Linked DNA regions of Homo sapiens: region 2 is linked to region 1. A link is a loop called in an ENCODE intact Hi-C map of the cell type or tissue named here. Cell type or tissue: PC-9. All regions are shown on one strand. Links, peaks and the distances in the headings refer to the core of each region. The heading gives the core; the rest is flanking DNA.

Region 1 (8,336 bases), core at 49-8,048:
GGGCCGGGCGCGGTGGCTCACACCTATAATCCCAGCACTTTGGAAGGCCGAGGCGGGCTGATCACGAGGTCAGGAGATCGAGACCATCCTGGCTAACACGGTGAAACCCTGTCTCTACTAAAAATACAAAAAATTAGCCGGGCGTGGTGGTGGGTGCCTGTAGTCCCAGCTATTCAGGAGGCCGAGGCAGGAGAATGGTGTGAACCAGGAAGGCGGAGCTTGCAGTGAGCCGAGATCGCGCCACTGCAGTCCGGCCTGGGCGAAAGAGCGAGACTCTGTCTCAAAACAAAAAGAGTGTCATGGGCACCATGTGCGACATGGAACCAGGAGGTGGGGGACATGAGTTTTAATCGTATCACCACGCAGCAGTCTCCTCTTACACAAAGCACTCACCTGGAGCCCTGGACTTGTCATTTGTAACCAGATGATGCCCTCTTCAGCTTTACTCTTCTCCAGTTCTCTGAGACTGTGAGGTCCGGGCACTGTCCATTCCAACTCCGACATGTCAGCCATGGCTGAATCAGTGCTTCTCCATCCATCTTCTTTTCACATCGGAATTGCTAGAGGAGCTGTCAAAAATGCAGATGCCCAGGTTGAAATGATCAGGGGTGGGATCTGGACATCAGTCATTTAATTTAAAAAAAATTTTTTTAGAGATGGGTTCTTGCTGCGTTGCCCAGGCTGGTCTCAAACTCCTGGCCTCAAGTGATCCTCCTACCTAAGCCTCCTGAGTAGCTGGGATTTGAGGTGCTAGCCACCACGACTGACTACATCAGTAATTTCCCTGGGGGTGATATTAATGTGCAGCCAGGGTTGAGAATCGGTGAGCTCCGCCATTGTGTCCATCTAAGTGTGTACAGGAGTCAATCAAAGGAACCCAAGTGTAGCCATTGCTTTTCGTGCCCCTGTGACATCCTTTTGAGCCATCTATGAGACCAGCCACAGAAGAGGTGGACAGTTCTATGCTCGCAGACTTCTGTCTGCCTCTGGGGTTTCCCCCGAGCCCTGGCAGCCTGCTCAGCTGTCACAGGAAGAGCCCAGGAGTGCAGAGGAAGTAATGGCCCAGGAGCAAATGTCAACTGTTGGGGAGGGAGACTTGGATAAATGCCCCAGTCTCCAGCCCTTCCTAGAGACAATTCTAGAAGGCATTCTCTATGCTTCTCAGAGGTCTCTTTGGACTTGAGCTCCCACTGTCCACAACAAACACCCCAAACTTGGCTTCCATCCTTCCCTGTCTCTTTCTCCCTGCCTCCTGGGATTACCTCCCAAAGAAAGTACTTGCACTCCAGTCTTGATCTTAGGCCCTGCGACCCAGAGAACCTAAACTAAGATGCCAAGTGATCACTGCTCAATTGTGAACTGGCAAAGAGTGGTGTGAACTAAGGGAAATTGGAAAAACTGCTCGCCACAGCCAAACCACTGGTGCACGCACCCCTGCCACCTTTCCAGGCACTTCTGCACTTAAAACTCCCACAAGCGACTCTTGCTAACCCATACATGACAGATGCTTTGATGAGAAGGAAAGTGTCAGCTGGCTAGCAGCAGAATCACTCTAGACACTAGTGGAGTTGGGGAGGAGAGGGTTCTTTCTTCACACTCTATCTTTTCTGGAGGAAGCAGAGATAACCCTACAGCAGGGGTGTCCAATCTTTTGGCTTCCCCGGGCCACATTAGAATAAGAAGAATTGTCTTGGGCCACACGTAAAATACACTAACATGATAGCTGATGAGCTAAAAAAAAAAAAATCACAAAAAAATCTCATAGTGTTTCAAGAAAGTTTATGAATTTGTATTGGGCCACATGTGGCCTGTGGGCTGCGGGTTGGAGAAGCTTGCCTAGGTCATGCATTCTCAGTGGAGGCGCTATCATCCCCATTGGGGTGGAAAATTGGTTCTTGGTAGCAAAACAACAACAACAAAAAAAAAAAAAAAAAAACACAAAAAACGCTTATATATGACACAGGGCCAGGACTAGGATGAGGCAAGTCAGGGGCCCAGGGAAGAAAATATTAAGGAGACAGCCACTCCCAGGGCTGTGGATGTCCGCATATGGATAAACATATTAACTCGCCAGATGGCAACGAGCCTGTGCATAAAGAGATGAAAAGGATCAGGCAGAGGCAGAAAGTGTTGCAGTTTGAAATAGACTGGTCTGGAACAGCCTCTCGGAGAAGGTGACATTTCAGTAAAATGTGTAGGAGGCTCTGTAGCAAACCAAGGGGCCTTCTGGGGGAAAAGTGTTCCAGGCAGGTGGAACAGCAAAGGCAAAGGCCCTGAGGTGGGAATATGCTTGGTGTGTTGGAGAAACGGCAGGGAGGCCAGGATGGCTGAGTGAGGGGAGGGCAGGAGAAGATAAGGTTGGGGTAGAGAGCTGTCTGTTTCATGGAAATGTTGGGGCGATTCCATTGAGTGAGGAGCACAGGTATAAGGCCAGTGTCATCAGTGTCCAATAAAGGTGAGTCGGCCTCCCGCTTTCCCCACTCCCAAAGCGCTAAGCAGCATTTACATGTCGTCAGACTGAAATAGCTCTAGAAGCTACCAGCCTTCGGAAGTTACACCAATCACTTCGGAAGTGAACAGAAATCATGGCTAGCATTCTAAATGAAAAGCACAGCCATGACGCTCCATTATCAGCACGGGCCAGGACCAGCAGCGTAGATTGCTAGCCATGTGTCTAGTTTCAGAGGCACTGGGAAGGGCGGGGAATGATCCCCCAGTATCCTCTACTGGTCAGAAAGTTAATTTCAAGGCTCTCATTCTTCCTAAAGTACACATCCCTCCTGGTGGAGCACGGTGGACACCCAGTAGGTCAGTGGCCCTTCCTTCTCTTCAGCCCACAGCCCAAGATGAGAAGCGGCCTGGTGTAGTGAAGCTGGAGAGCCTGCCTCACATCCTAGTCTGCCCTTTTACATGTAATCTTGGGCAAGTTACTTGACTGCTCTTTTCCTCCATTTCCCTATCTGTGAAATGGGGATAACGTACCTCATAGGGTTGTTATGAGGGCTAAATGAGCTAATATTTACGCAGTGCCCGGTCATATAGTAATGCTGTATAAGTGCTTGTTAATTAAAGATAGACCCCCTTTGGGGGCTCTAATCTTCCCAGGAAAAAATGCATATGAACACACATTTGCATTTTATTTCGGGGCATTTATGGACGCTCCAAAATGCATCTCGTGGACCCTTGGGGAAGGGACAGTTCATAAAGCCCTGAGAGAACCAGGATGAGTTCTGGAGGGATCAAGAGCCAGGGGGATGGGTGGGCGATACTGTGCGAAGGCAGGAGAAAAGCAAGAATTGGGGGCTGGGGGCTCAAGAACACATTTCACCTTCTTCCCGTTCTGGCCAAAGCCCACCTAGAACTGCGGATTGCTTGCACTTTGGGAAGTTCCATCAGCTAAGAGCCGAAGTTTTTTTTAATGATGTCATTATTAATCATTTAATAAATACATTATGTAAGAGTACTTATTGAGCAGTGTCCCAGCGCGAGTAAACATGTTTTGGATATGCCAAATTAGAAATGTTTTCATTCAGTTTTGGGGGTTATGTAGTAAACTCGGAAAATGCCGTTCCTGGAAGAGTGTCTGTTATCCCAAGCCCTTAAGAGCCAGTGTAATAACAACAAAAATATTGTTCTGTTTGGGGTTCCCATATAAGAGTGCCTAGGCGTGGTGGCTTGTTTTTAATTATCTCTCTATGGAACAGTAATTCAATCCAGAGGAGGACTGCCACCAGATTACAAGTTTCAGTTGGGTTGAAAATATTCATGCAAGGAGAGCTAGTTGTAATCTTTTTAGATCCACTCCCAAAAGATTAAGCCTTTTTCTTTCCCATCCAACTTGGGGAAGAATGTGGTGGAAGTAAATACTCATAGTAGTACCACAATCATAGGTGTAAGACAACCATCTCACATTTGAAGTCTTAATATCTACCACGGTGTCAAATAGCAGGGAGAAAAATGAACACTTCAGAAACACCCAGACATGATCTTGCATAACTTTGGTGCAGGTAGTTTATTTGGGAGGTGATCCCAGGAATCAGGAGTGAAGGAGCAGGCATTAGGAAAAGAGAGAAGGGAGAAGGCATTAAGAAAAGAGGAAAAGTCATTAACAGGTATGTTATTGAGGTCACCACTGTAGGCAATGGGGGCTCACAATGGCTGACTTTTTAATGCTGTTTTTGATATGTATTTGGGTGGACATTTTAGCATACATTTGTAAGACCTGTTAAGGCATCTATCTGCTGTGATCGGCAGCTATAACTACTCCTCCAAACTTTGAAATCTGAGTCATAGTCATCCAAGAAGTATTCTTGAGTCTTTGCTCTGTTGACTCTGCATTAGTCATTTTGCCTTGTTACTTTCAGATCCATTCCCCATCCTTCCCTTACTCTGTATCACAGGGACCTGACCCCTTGCAATATCTTTCATGTCTCCTTGCCAACTGGCTTCCAGCTAGGTTCGGCCAGTGGGTGTCAGTGACAGGAGATTGGAGTGCAAGAGGAAAGGGGAAGTCAGGGTATTTCTCCCCCTCTCTCGGTTTGGCTGGCATCTCTAATGGGGGCTGTGCCTCTTCCATGATTCCAGTCTCACTGGACAGACCCCTTCCAACATCCCGTGGCCTGAACTCCTGCCTTGTGGCTCTGTTCATCGGTATCTGGTAATATTACCTCCCCCCTTTGCTCTTCCAGAATCTTCCTGCTGTTGCTCACCTCTGGATTGCTCCAGTTCTTCATCTTTGCAACATTTCCCTGTGTTACATTCCTGCTCTTGAACTACCTGTCATGGGTTCCCAACTGATCTCTGACTGACGGAGATTTCTTAAGGATTTCATTAGTCATTGCAAAAATATTTTAGGACATCAACCACAAACAAGACACTGGACTAGATTCCTGGAAGGTAATAAATAAAGCATCAAGCAGCTTAGCGTCTAGTTGGGTAAACAAGGCACACAGTGGAAAAGTTAAATGACATCTTTCCAAATGCCAAGTGAAAGAAGGGCGTAGTCAATGAATACTTGAAGATATAAAGAGGAGAGAGCCAGCTCCATCAGCTTTTGTAACCAGGGCATGCTTTAGAGGGCCAGGGAGCCGACATAAAGGGGTCATCTCCCAAAACTTACAATTTTGTAAAACAAGGTGAAAAATTGGAATTTTATTTGAAATTTCCTGATTTTTAAATGTTGGTGAGTAATTCAAATTTTCAGTAACTTGGAGCTGGGCATGGTGCCACACCTCTGTAGTCCCAGCTACTCAGGAGGCTAAGGCAGGAGGATCACTTGAGCCCAGGAGCTTGAAACCCCCATTTCTGAAAAAATTTTTTAAAAATATCCAGGTGTAGTGGTATGTGCCTATAGTCCCAGCTACTCAGGAGGCTGATGTGGGAGGATCCCTTGAGCCCATGAGTGGGAGGCTGCAGTGAGCTATGATTGTGCCACTGCACTCCAGCCTGGGCAACAGAGCAAGACCCTGTCACTAAAAGAATAATAATAACAAAAAACTCCAGCATGATTCCCACTATGTAGACAAGATAAAACTTGTTTGGAGGCTGAATTGAGACTGTGGGTGTACAATTGGTGGATGGATTACTGTATGGGGGAAGAAATGGGATGCAGAGAATGTTAGGATTCCTTCCAATTAGAAGGTTCTAAGGTTCTAATTTTACACCCGGGTATGAGGCAGTGACGGCCTGGGTATGGAAGGGGGCAGTGAGCATGGGGAGAAGGGACAGATGAGAGAGAGATTAAAGAAGATTAATAATAAAACCCTATGGCCAGGCGCGGTGGCTCACACCTGTAATTGCAGCACTTTGGGAGGCCAAGGCAGGCGGATCACTTGAGGTCAGGAGTTCCAGACCAGCCTGGCCAACATGGTGAAACCCCGTCTCTACTAAAAATACCAAAATTAGCCAGGCGTGGTGGCAGGTTCCTGTAATCCCAGCTACTCGGGAGGCTGAGGCAGGAGAATCACTTGAACCCGGGAGGAGGAGCTTGCAGTGAGCCGAGATTGCGCCACTGCACTCCAGCCTGGGCGACAGAGCGAGACTCTGTCTCAAAATAATAATAATAATAATAATAATAATAACAACACCCCCCATTTCTGTATTCGATTATGGTCTACAGAGTTTGTCATTGGAACTGGGATAGAGTAGAGCCTCAGAGGTTAGGCTCAGAAGTCAAACTGCCTTCGTTCAAATCTCAGGTCTACAAGCAATGATCTGTGAGGCCTTGAACAAGTTTCTAAACCTCACCCATCCTGTTTCTCAAGCACTAACAAGGAATGATGTTAATGATATCACCTACCTCTTCAGGGTCGAGGAGTCCTTCTCATGGCATAACTCTGACCCACTCTTCTGCCTGCCTCTTCCACTTTTAAGAACTCATGGACTAGATTGGGCCCACCCAGGTAATCCAGGATAATCGATCCATCTCAGGATCCTCAGTGTTCATCACATTTGCAAAGTTGTTGGCTGATTAAATAATAAAGTATGTTTGAAGTCCTTCATGTGGTAAGCCTGGATCACAGGAAGCGTGGATCAGTTTTTGCTATTCCTGTTATGCCATGTACATTCTCTCTTTGAGAATCCTTGCAACAGCCCCATGCTACAATGAGAAGACTGCCCAGGATGCAATGACTGGATATGGAGGTGGGAGTTGGGGATGGGGAGGAGTCAGGAGCAATGGCCAGAGAGTTAGCATCTTGGTTTGTAGACTCGACTCTATTGTTAAAAGTAACTCTTTGTTTCTGGGCTCTTCACTTGACCCCTGTAGGATTTTCTCTCTTGAAGGGCGGTTCCTTGCAACTCATTCTCCATAATTTAGGAAACTGGGTTTCTGAGTATGGTGGAAAGACTGATGGCTCCCCAAAAATGTCCACATCCTAAAATCCCTGGAACCTGTAAATATGTTACCTTACATAGCAAAGGGAACTTTGCAGGTGTGATTAAAATGAAAGACCATGAGATTATCGTGGACTACTTGGGTGGGCCTAATAGCTCTTAAAAGTGAAGAGGAGTCAGAGTGATGCCACCTGAGAAAGACCTGGCCCTGTCCCATCATGGCTGACTTTGAAGATAGAGGAATGGGGCATGAGCCAAGAAATGTGGGGGGCTTCTAGACTCTGGGAATTGAAGGAATGGCCCTCAATGTATTGCTAGCAAGAAAATGAGGACCTTGGTCCTACAACCACAAGGATCTGAATTCTGCTTATCCTGAATAAGCAGGAAATGGATTCTCCCCTAGAGTTTCCAGAAAAGAATGTGGCCTAGCATCATCAGCATTGATTTTAATCTGGTGAGACTCCTACTGGACGTCTGACATGCAGAACTCTAAGATAACAATTTTGTGTTTGAAGCCAGTAAGTTAATGGTACAGCAGCAACAGCAAACCAGTACTGAAGTTTTCAACTTAAATGTTTGGCGGGTGTTACTGGCAATACTTTTGAGTTCAGGAACTGATCAAGGGTGGAAATGATGTGGGGTGATGAGGGATGAGTTCTTGGATATACTGAGTTGGAGAAGCAATGACAGCAAGACATTCACATGGCAGTGCTCGAACCACACTTGGCCATGTGGGATTAGAGTTTAGAAGGTAGTGGCAATAACTGAAAAAAAAAAAATGCCTGGGAGGGGATGTAGGGAAAGAGACTCCATTGATGGGGCCAGTTTCTTGAGTTTCCAGTTCGTCTGGCTCCATTTGGCTTCTATTCTAAGCCAAACTCCTGCTCATCCTAATTGGAATATATGGACTTTGTTTTAAAAAAATCACTAGGGAGTCATACTGAGTAAATTTTATAGACACGGCACCATAATTTTATTTATTGACTTAAATTGAGACTTCCATAAATGAATAATGCTTGAAAATTGGCTCTTTGTAGGTTCCAAAGGAAAATCTGAAAATTTTAAATGTTTTTCCTTTCTTTGTTTATGAATCTTTTTAACAATGGAAATGTTTTGTCTCCTAAGAGTGGCATGGAGCTCAAATATATGACTCACTGGATATGACGACCACCTCTTTAAGTTGTAACAAATGGGAAGTGAGTTAGGAGAGGGCCCAAGAGAAACATAAGCTGATCCTCAGAAAAGTGTAAGTCCTGTGGGGATACCTCTAGGTTGGACCAGGAGTGAGGTGGAGCATCATAATGAGAGACAGAAAAAGTGAATAAATGTTAGTGACTGAGCAGCTGGGTTCCTAAAGGAAAAAGAAATGCCAAAAGAAAAAAGCAGAGAAGAATCATTTAAAAATCTCTAGCTTTAATTTACTAGATTCCCTCCCTTCATCAAAGTAGACCGCTGTCTTTCCTGTCAGGAGTTACTGAGAGCCCTGTACATTTCATGATGAA
Region 2 (8,336 bases), core at 165-8,164, 59 kb before region 1:
TGGCGCAATCTTGGCTCACTGCGACCCCTGTCTCCCGGGTTCAAGTGATTCTTGTGCCTCAGCCTCCTGAGTAGCTGGGATTATAGGTGCATGCAACCACACCCGGCTAATTTTTGTATTTTTAGTAGAGAAGATGGGGTTTTGCCATGTTGGCCAGGCTGGTCTCAAACTCCTGGCCTCAAGGGATCCACCCGCCTCAGCCTCCCAAAGTGCTGGGATTACAGGCATGAGCCACCGCGCCTGGTCCCTCCTTTATCTTCTTATTGCTGGTTCCTCATCATTCAGATCTCAGTTTAAATATCTCCTCTTTGATGACCTGATCCAAAATAGCCACCAGGTTACCTTCTATATCATCTCACCTTACTCTAATTCTCAATGCTGTATTTATTATCTGTTAATTTCCTTGTTGATTTGTACATTTATTGTTCTCTTCTCCTCCTTCCACCCTCCTCACACTAGAATGTGAGCAGGGTCCACATCTTTACCCCCAGTGCCTAGAATAGTATTTGGCATGTAGTATTCAATTTTGGTGTTTAATAAATATTTGATGAATAAATGATACATTTAATCCTTCATGCATGATTCTCAGCACATGGAAGATACTCACTAAATGTCCTCTTGTTGTCTTTCCCCAAGAGTACATTCTTGTGTCTGGGGCTAGTCTAGAAGTTTCCAGTGAAGACAATCATCTGATAAAGAGATTCATATTTCTGTGTTAGGATCCTGATTATTAGGGTTTCTAGACAAAGGGGAATTACATTTTACCAAGAAAAAAACAGTGATAGAATTCCAGGGATCATTAGTGTCACATTTTTCAGTGTGGGACTTTCCTGGCCCTCCTAACTACAAGACTGGTTCTCAGATTCCACAAAATCGACATGTTTTATCTTGGGATTCTGTCGTGTAAATTTTTGAAACACTTCATTTGGGAGGATCACGTGGATTTTTAGGTGGGAAGAAGGGGATAGCAAAGGAAGTGGCATTCTTCTCTGCCTTTGTTAATAGTATCATTTCCTGTGCCCATTTCAACGTTAGCTCTGGTATAACACAAGTGATAAGCCGTGTGTGTTATTGAAATCTGAGAAAAGGGCACCAAAAAATGTTTAGTACTTTGTACTGGTCTAAAATTCATGACTTGAATATGTGGGGAGAGAGTGAGGAAGATTGGGAAGATGTATACTGAAGTGGTTTCCCTTTGAGGTATTATTTGAAGATTGGTGTGATTTTTGGGAAAGCTCTTGTAGTGGATTTTAAAGCTTCCAGGAAAAAATCTGTACCAATGAACACGACTAATGATTTTGTCAGCAGATGATTCGCTTTTTGACAGAAATATACCACATGTTTTTGGGGTATTTGGAGAAACCATCACCCTTGACCCAGTAGGATTTTTTTTTAAACTGGGCCAAATGCTTATTGTATTCACAGTTCATACATGAGTCAAGAGCTGGGCGCCATTACTCAGCTTGTGATATTGATCACCTGTTCATCACGATTCATCATTTCAAGCAGCCATCCTTATGAAAGCAGGCAAGTGTGTCAAGTAGTATTTCATGGACATATTTAGAGCGTTCTTCTTCTTCCTTCTTCTTTCTTCTTCTTCTTCTTTTTTGAGATGGGGTCTCCCTATATTGCCCAGGCTGGTCTTGAACTCCTGGGCTCAAGTGATCCTTCTGCCTCAGCCTGAGTGTTACTCTCTTTGACTTATCCATAAAAGTGGATCCAATGTGTCTACATATATTTTTTAAATTAAACTTTTATTGAAGTACAAATTATACACATTACAAATGTACAGCTCAATGAATTTTCACAAACTGTGCATATCCCTGTCACCAGCCCCCAGATCAAGAATCCCACACAAGCAGCCTTTAGAAGCCCTCCTCTTGCCTCCTTTCACTCACTGCCCCCCAAGGGTGACTACTGTTCTCCCTCAAATGCCACATATTGTGCCTGTTCTTAAATTTCCTATATGTGGTACCAGACAGGCTACCTGACTTCTGCTCAGTATTGTTTGTGAATTTCCTCCATATCGTTGCATGTGGTTATAGTTGGGTGATTGTCACTGCCGAATAATATTCCGTTGCATGATTACCATGGTTTATCCTTTCTACTGCTGATGGCCTTTGTTTGGTTTCCAGCAGTTTTGGCTTTTATGAGTGGTGCTGTGGGTGATTCTCTTGCCTATCTTGTAGTGAACATATATGTGCATTACTACCAGGTAAATACCTAAAAGAATGCTTTAAATAGATTATTAATAGTTTTTATGGTTACTGTCAATTATTTTCTCCTCTGAATGCAATTAGGATTAGTAGCCACCTTTGGACATAACTCACACATCTGTATCCATAGACAATGATGAGACTTTCTTTCTGTAACTTTTTTTTTTTCTTGAACTCCTCAAGCAACCTGCCCGCCTCAGCTTCCTAAACTGCTGGGATTACAGGCATGAGCCACCGCACCTGGCTTTCTGTAACTTTTTTTATTAAGTTCTAGCATTAGTTGTTTTTACACTTTAATTTTCTTTTTTCTTTTTTTTTTTTTTTTTGAGACGGAGTCTCACTGTCACCCAGGCTGGAGTGCTGGAGTGCAGTGGCGCGATCTCGGCTCACTGCAACCTTGTGTCACCTCCCGGAGCGATTCTCCTACCTCAGCCTCCTGAGTAGCTGGGACTACAGGTGCGTGCCACCACACCTGGCTAATTTTTTGTATTTTTAGTAGAGACTGGGTTTCACCGTGTTAGCCAGGATGGTCTCGATCTCCTGACTTTGTGATCCGCCCGCCTCAGCCTCCCAAAGTGCTGGGATTACAGACGTGAGCCACCGCGCCCAGCCTATACTTTAATTTTTTTCTAATAATTGGTTTCTATGCTGATTTTTTCCTTTACCAACTACCTATATCATATCATCATTTTAAAATATCTTAAGAATTTTAGCTTGCTTTTTCTTTTCCTGCCTGCCCCCACCATCCCCACCCCCAGCTGTATTTCTTTTGAAATGAAAAAAAAAAAAAAAACAAAAAACAAAACTCCTGGAACTGCTGAATGTGTTTTGCAGATATAGAGGTAAAGGTTTACCACCCGAATAGCTTTAGAATGGTACAGGCTTATTCAGCACTGATTCCTAGTCTTGCCAAGGAAAAGTAAAAAGGACAAAGAAAGGAAGAAAGAAGGAGGGTTAAAAAACTAAATTATGCTTTATTTTGTGGTGTATTGGTTGACAGTAGTATTTTTCTCTGTCTCCTCTCAGCTAATCTGGTCATTTGACCAACTGGATAGAGCAAATATTGTCTGAAATGAAGCAAATACATTCCATTTGATTTTGGTGGGAGACAAATTTTTAGGCAGGGAAAACGATTAGCAGATAGTGTCATGCACAGCAGTGCCTTTCAAATGCCAACATGCAAAACGATTGCCTGGGGATCTTGTTAAAATGCATATGCGGATTCAGCAGGTTTGGGACTGGCCAGAGATTTCTGCATTGCAGCTCCTAGGTGAGGTGATGCTGCTGTTGGGGCGGGGGAGCTGCACTTTGAGTAGCGAAGCTTTAGAACATAGCTGCCTCCATGTTCCTGGGGATTATATGGAGCATTTGCCCGTTGCCCACTGATGGATGATAAACAGCTCTCCCAAGTACCCCTCTGGGCTTGTCCTCTCAGCACTGCCGGCAGAACCAGGTTGTGTGTAGCCTGCATTAAAGCAGCAGACAAAGCCCAGGGCTCTTCTTTTTTTTTTGAGACAGAGTCTCACTCTGTCACCCAGGCTGGAGTGCAGTGGCATGATCTCGGCTCACTGCAACCTCCACCTCCCGGGTTCAAGTGATTCTCATGCCTCAGCCTCCCGAGTAGCTGGGATTGTAGGTGCCCGCCACCACCGCCCAGCTAATTTTTGTATTTTTAGTAGAGACGGGGTTTCACCATGTTGCCCAGGCTGGTCTCGAACTCCTGGCCTCAAGCGATCTGCCCACCTCGGCCTCCCAAAGTGCTGGGATTACAGGCGTGAGCCACTGCACCCAGCCGCAGTGCTCTTTTTTTAACCTGGAATAGCAACTTCTTTCAAATCTCCCTCACCTGGACTCTCCTCAAATATCTCATAACACCTGAAGAAAAACCACTAACCTCAAACACACGCCAAACCGAAACACACACACACACACACACAAACACACACTATCCCAGATACTGACATGGAGAAAGGAGTGGGGTGGGGCAGGCATTAAGCCACTCTTTTTTCTCCTGGCTTCACTATCGCACACTTCCTCATTCATTCCAGAGCAACTAGGTGTCTGTTTCAACATCCCTGGCCCCACCATTATAGTACACACCAGTCACCTTCCAGCCACGAGCTGCACATTTCTCTGTGGGGGCCCTCTTTACACATCCATGCTGCAGGTTGGAAGTGCCAGGGAATTAACAGCTCCCACCCCACCCCAGGAGCAGCCTTCAACCAATGCCTGATGCAAGTCAGTGGATCCATACCCTCAAGTGGGATAATTCAGACCGGTGTTCTACACTGGCTCCCAGAATTCCCCAGAAGGACTAAACTCCCATTGCCCCCAGTGGTGACTGGCTTGATAACGCCATCTATTGGCTGCCTTCCTGCCCCAACTCACGTGTCCATTCTATCTGTGTTTCCTGGGGTCACAGCCCAGATAAACTACTTATCTCGAATATGTGCCAAAGAGTTACCTTCTTCTTCTTCTTCTTTTTTTTTTTTTTTTTTTTTTTGAGACAGAGTCTCGCTCTGTCGCTTAGACTGGAGTGCAGTGGTGCGATCTTGGCTCACTGCAACCTCCGCCTCCCAGGTTCAAGTGATTCTCCCAACCCAGTAGCTGGAATTACAGGTGCACGCCACCATGCTAATTTTTGTATTTTTAGTAGAGACGGGGTATTTCAGCTAATTTTTGTATTTAAAAAAATTTTTTTTATTATACTTTAAGTTCTGGGGTACATGTGCAGAACGTGCAGGTTTGTTACATAGGTATACACGTGCCGTGGTGGTTTGCTGCACCCATCAACTCATCACCTACATTAGGTATTTCTTCTAGTGCTTTTCCTCCCCTAGCCGCCCATCCCCCTACAGGCCCCCGTGTGTGATGTTCCCCTCCCTGTGTCCATGTGTTCTCATTGTTCAACTCCCACTTATGAGTGAGAACATGTGGTGTTTGGTTTTCTGTTCTTGTGTTAGTTTGCTGAGAATGATGGTTTCCAGCTTCATCCATGTCCCTGCAAAGGCCTATTTAACATGGCCTAAATAGCAACTAATTATAGTTGGATGATTGTCACTGCCAAATAATATTCCACTGCATGACTACCATGGTTTATCCTTTCTACTGCTGATGGCCTTGTGTATAATTTGTACTACAATAAAAGTTTAATTTAAAAAATATACATAGACACATTGGATCCACTTTCATGGATGAGTCAAAGAGAATAACACTCAGGCTGAGGCAGAAGGATTGCTTGAGCCCAGGAGTTCAAGACCAGCCTAGGCAATATGGGAAGACTCCATCTCGAAGAAGCAGCAGCAGCAGAAAAAGAAAGAAGGAAGAAGAAATACAAAACACATAATTTTTGTATTTTTAGTAGAGACGGGGTTTCACTATGTTGGCCAGGCTGGTCTCGAACTCCTGGCCTCAAGCAATCTGCCTACTTCGGCCTCCTAATGTGCTGGGATTACAGGCATGAGCCACCACGCCCAGCCTTGGAGTTACTTTTTTTTTTTTTTTTTTTTTTTTTGAGACAGAGTCTCGCTCTATCACCTAGACGAGAGTGCAGTGGTGTGATCTTGGCTCACTGCAACCTCCACCTCTCGGGTTCAAGCGATTCTGCTCCCTCAGCCTCCCAAGTAGCTGGGACTACAGGCACCCGCCACCACCCCCAGCTAATTTTTGTATTTTTAGTAGAGACGGGGTTTCACCATGTTGACCAGGCTGGTCTTCAACTCCTGGCCTCACTCAAGTGATCCACCCACCTTGGTCTCCCAAAATGTTGGGATTACAGGCATGAGCCACCACACCCAGCAGAGTTACCTTCTGAAGGAACCCAACTAAGGCAAAACTGGTCAACAGTCAGGAATTCCTTTTGTTAATTTTAATAAAATCCTATTATAAAAAAAGGGGGAGCCCCATGGGGTTTCTTCTGAGGGGCATCTCACCAGTATCTAGATATTTTGTCTGCGTGACACCAAACAGTCAGATGGCTGGAAATAAGCCTGATAATGGAGAGAATGCTTCTCTGTTCCCGGGCTGTTTTGGGATCTGGTCAACAGAGTTGATTTTCTGGACACCCCAGTCAAGCTAGTTCAGGTCTTTTTGACCTGTACCCAGAGGGTGTATCTCTGAGTTCTGCCTCAGAAGCTTGATCACATCCCGGGGGCTCCTACAAACCACATCCTGGCTGCAGCCAACTCCCTTCCACAGGCCTCCCTCACTGAGTTTCTCTGTGGTGGGTTCTCTGCATAGCCTCTTGGGATGAGGAGTCCTTCTCAGACCTTTACAGAACAGAGCCCCTGACACTCAGTTTCAAGGGCCTACCTACATCCGTTTCCGAAGCTTTGCATCGATGGTCACTGCTCCTCTTAGCCATGTCCTCAGCTTTCTCCTCCTCCTGCCTTCTTCCCCAGACTGAAGTGGATCTGAACCTTGGCACAATCTATGCCTCTTAGTGCATTTTAGGGGATTTTAGGGCTGCCTGGGCCCCTCTATATGTTCAGACGTGTGATAGGACCCAGCCTTTTCCCCTCAAGACCTTGTATTTGAAATTCCCCATTCTATGGTTTGTCTCATCTTTGGAACCCACAGCAGGCAGAGATGTTTGGGAGGGTGGCCTCACTGGGCACACTGTCCTGGATGTCTCACAGTTTTGCATACCTCTGCCAGGCTGTGCTGCCCCCAGGCCAGACTCCTGTTTCTCTGTTTGGGCATCTTGGGGGTCCTAATTAGACACTTAGTCCTTTGGATTTGGTATTTTGAGAGTACACGTGGTATCAACAGGGCTAGCTTTAATGTTAAAACATCTATTAAAACAATAAGGGTGGATGGCTAGGTGACTGCTACTGTTACTAAAAGAGGTCCCGATCCAGACCCCAAAAGAGGGTTCTTGGACCTCATACAAGAAAGAATTAGGAGCAAGTCCATAGAGTAAAGTGAAATCAAGTTTATTAAGAAAGTAAAGGAATAAAGAATGTTTGCTCCGTAGGCAGAGCAGTGGCATGGGCTGCTCGACTGAGAATACTTAGAGTTATTTCTTGATTATATGCTAAACAAGAGGTGGATTATTCGTGAGTTTTCTGGGATGGGGCAGGGAATTCCCGGAACTGAGAGTTCCTCCCCTTTTTACACTGTAAAGGGTAACTTCCTGATGTTGCCATGGCATTTGTAAACCGTCATGGCGCTGGTGGGAGTGTTTTTAGCATGCTAATGCATTATAATTAGCGTATAATGAGCAGTGAGGACAACCAGAGGTCATTTTTGTCGTCATCTTGGTTTTTGGTGCATTTTGGCTGGCCTCTTTACCGCATCCTGTTTTATCAGCAGGGTCTTTGTGACCTGTATCTTGTGCCGACCTCCTGTCTCATCCTGTGACTAAGAATGCCTAACCTCCTGTGAATGCAGCCCAACAGGTCTCAGCCTTATTTTACCCAGTCCCTATTCAAGATGGAGTCACTCTGGCTCAAATGCCTCTGACACTACCCTGTAACTTTCTTAGTCAACTTGGGCTGCCAGAACAAAATACCATAGATTGAGTGGTCTAAACAACAGAAATTTATTTCTCTTAATTCTGGAGGCCGAGAAGTCCAAGATCAAGATGCTGGCATGGTCAGGTTCTGGTGAGTTCCCTCTTCTGGGTTTATAGACAGCTGCCTTCTCACTGTGTCCTCAGTTGGCAGAGAGAGGTGGGGGAAGCGGGGAGGGAGAGGGAGAGGGAGAGACAGGTTACCCTGGGGGTTAGGGCTTCAAAATATGAATTTGGCAGGAGGGACACACAAGTCCACAGCAATAACTGTGCATGACTCCACCCCCATCTCCCCACCCCCACCAGTATCTCATCTGTTGATCTGGCTGAAATCTGAAATTCCACAATTAGAGATTCATTTCCTTGGTTTAAAGTGTTATAATTTAAATGAGCACAGAACCTGGTCGATGGGCCTCCATGCGAGGCCTTCTCCTGAGAGCCAGTGAAAAAGTATGAGGTCACTGGGCACCTACAAGTTGGGAATGGCCCCCACCTAGAAGACACAAAGAGTACTAAAGAGGAAATTGATTTTCTTCAAGTGAGGTGGGCTTGTTAACTTTGCCAAGGCCTGTCCTAGTCCTCAGAGTTATGTTCATATCAGTTCCTGC

What was found. A loop is a pair of places that touch in the nucleus more often than their neighbours do. Peaks named below come from ENCODE experiments on the same cell type or tissue, not always from the same donor. Only the 100,000 strongest peaks of a DNase experiment are listed, where the experiment ranks them.
Region 2: a loop joins it to region 1, with 14 times the contacts of the local background. A loop is called at or near these places in 1 of 110 quality-filtered maps.

The regions. Positions count from the first base shown.
Region 1 is chrX:19,043,039-19,051,374 of GRCh38, reverse strand. All of the region lies in intron 3 of ADGRG2 (adhesion G protein-coupled receptor G2), which reads left to right. It overlaps LOC101928415 (a long non-coding RNA gene), which reads right to left. Exons shown (of 4, transcript XR_001755808.2): 3 at 394-569. Among named protein-coding and RNA genes, the nearest start is that of PHKA2, 63 kb to the right of the region's middle. In PC-9, for the core only: no CTCF peak of the experiment used is centred there; DNase peaks (open chromatin) are centred at 3,974, 4,324 and 4,854; H3K27ac peaks cover 1,635 bases.
Region 2 is chrX:19,102,311-19,110,646 of GRCh38, reverse strand. The region is part of intron 1 of ADGRG2 (adhesion G protein-coupled receptor G2); the gene reads left to right. Among named protein-coding and RNA genes, the nearest start is that of ADGRG2, 16 kb to the left of the region's middle. RefSeq lists an enhancer at 3,025-3,654. In PC-9, for the core only: no CTCF peak of the experiment used is centred there; a DNase peak (open chromatin) is centred at 4,206.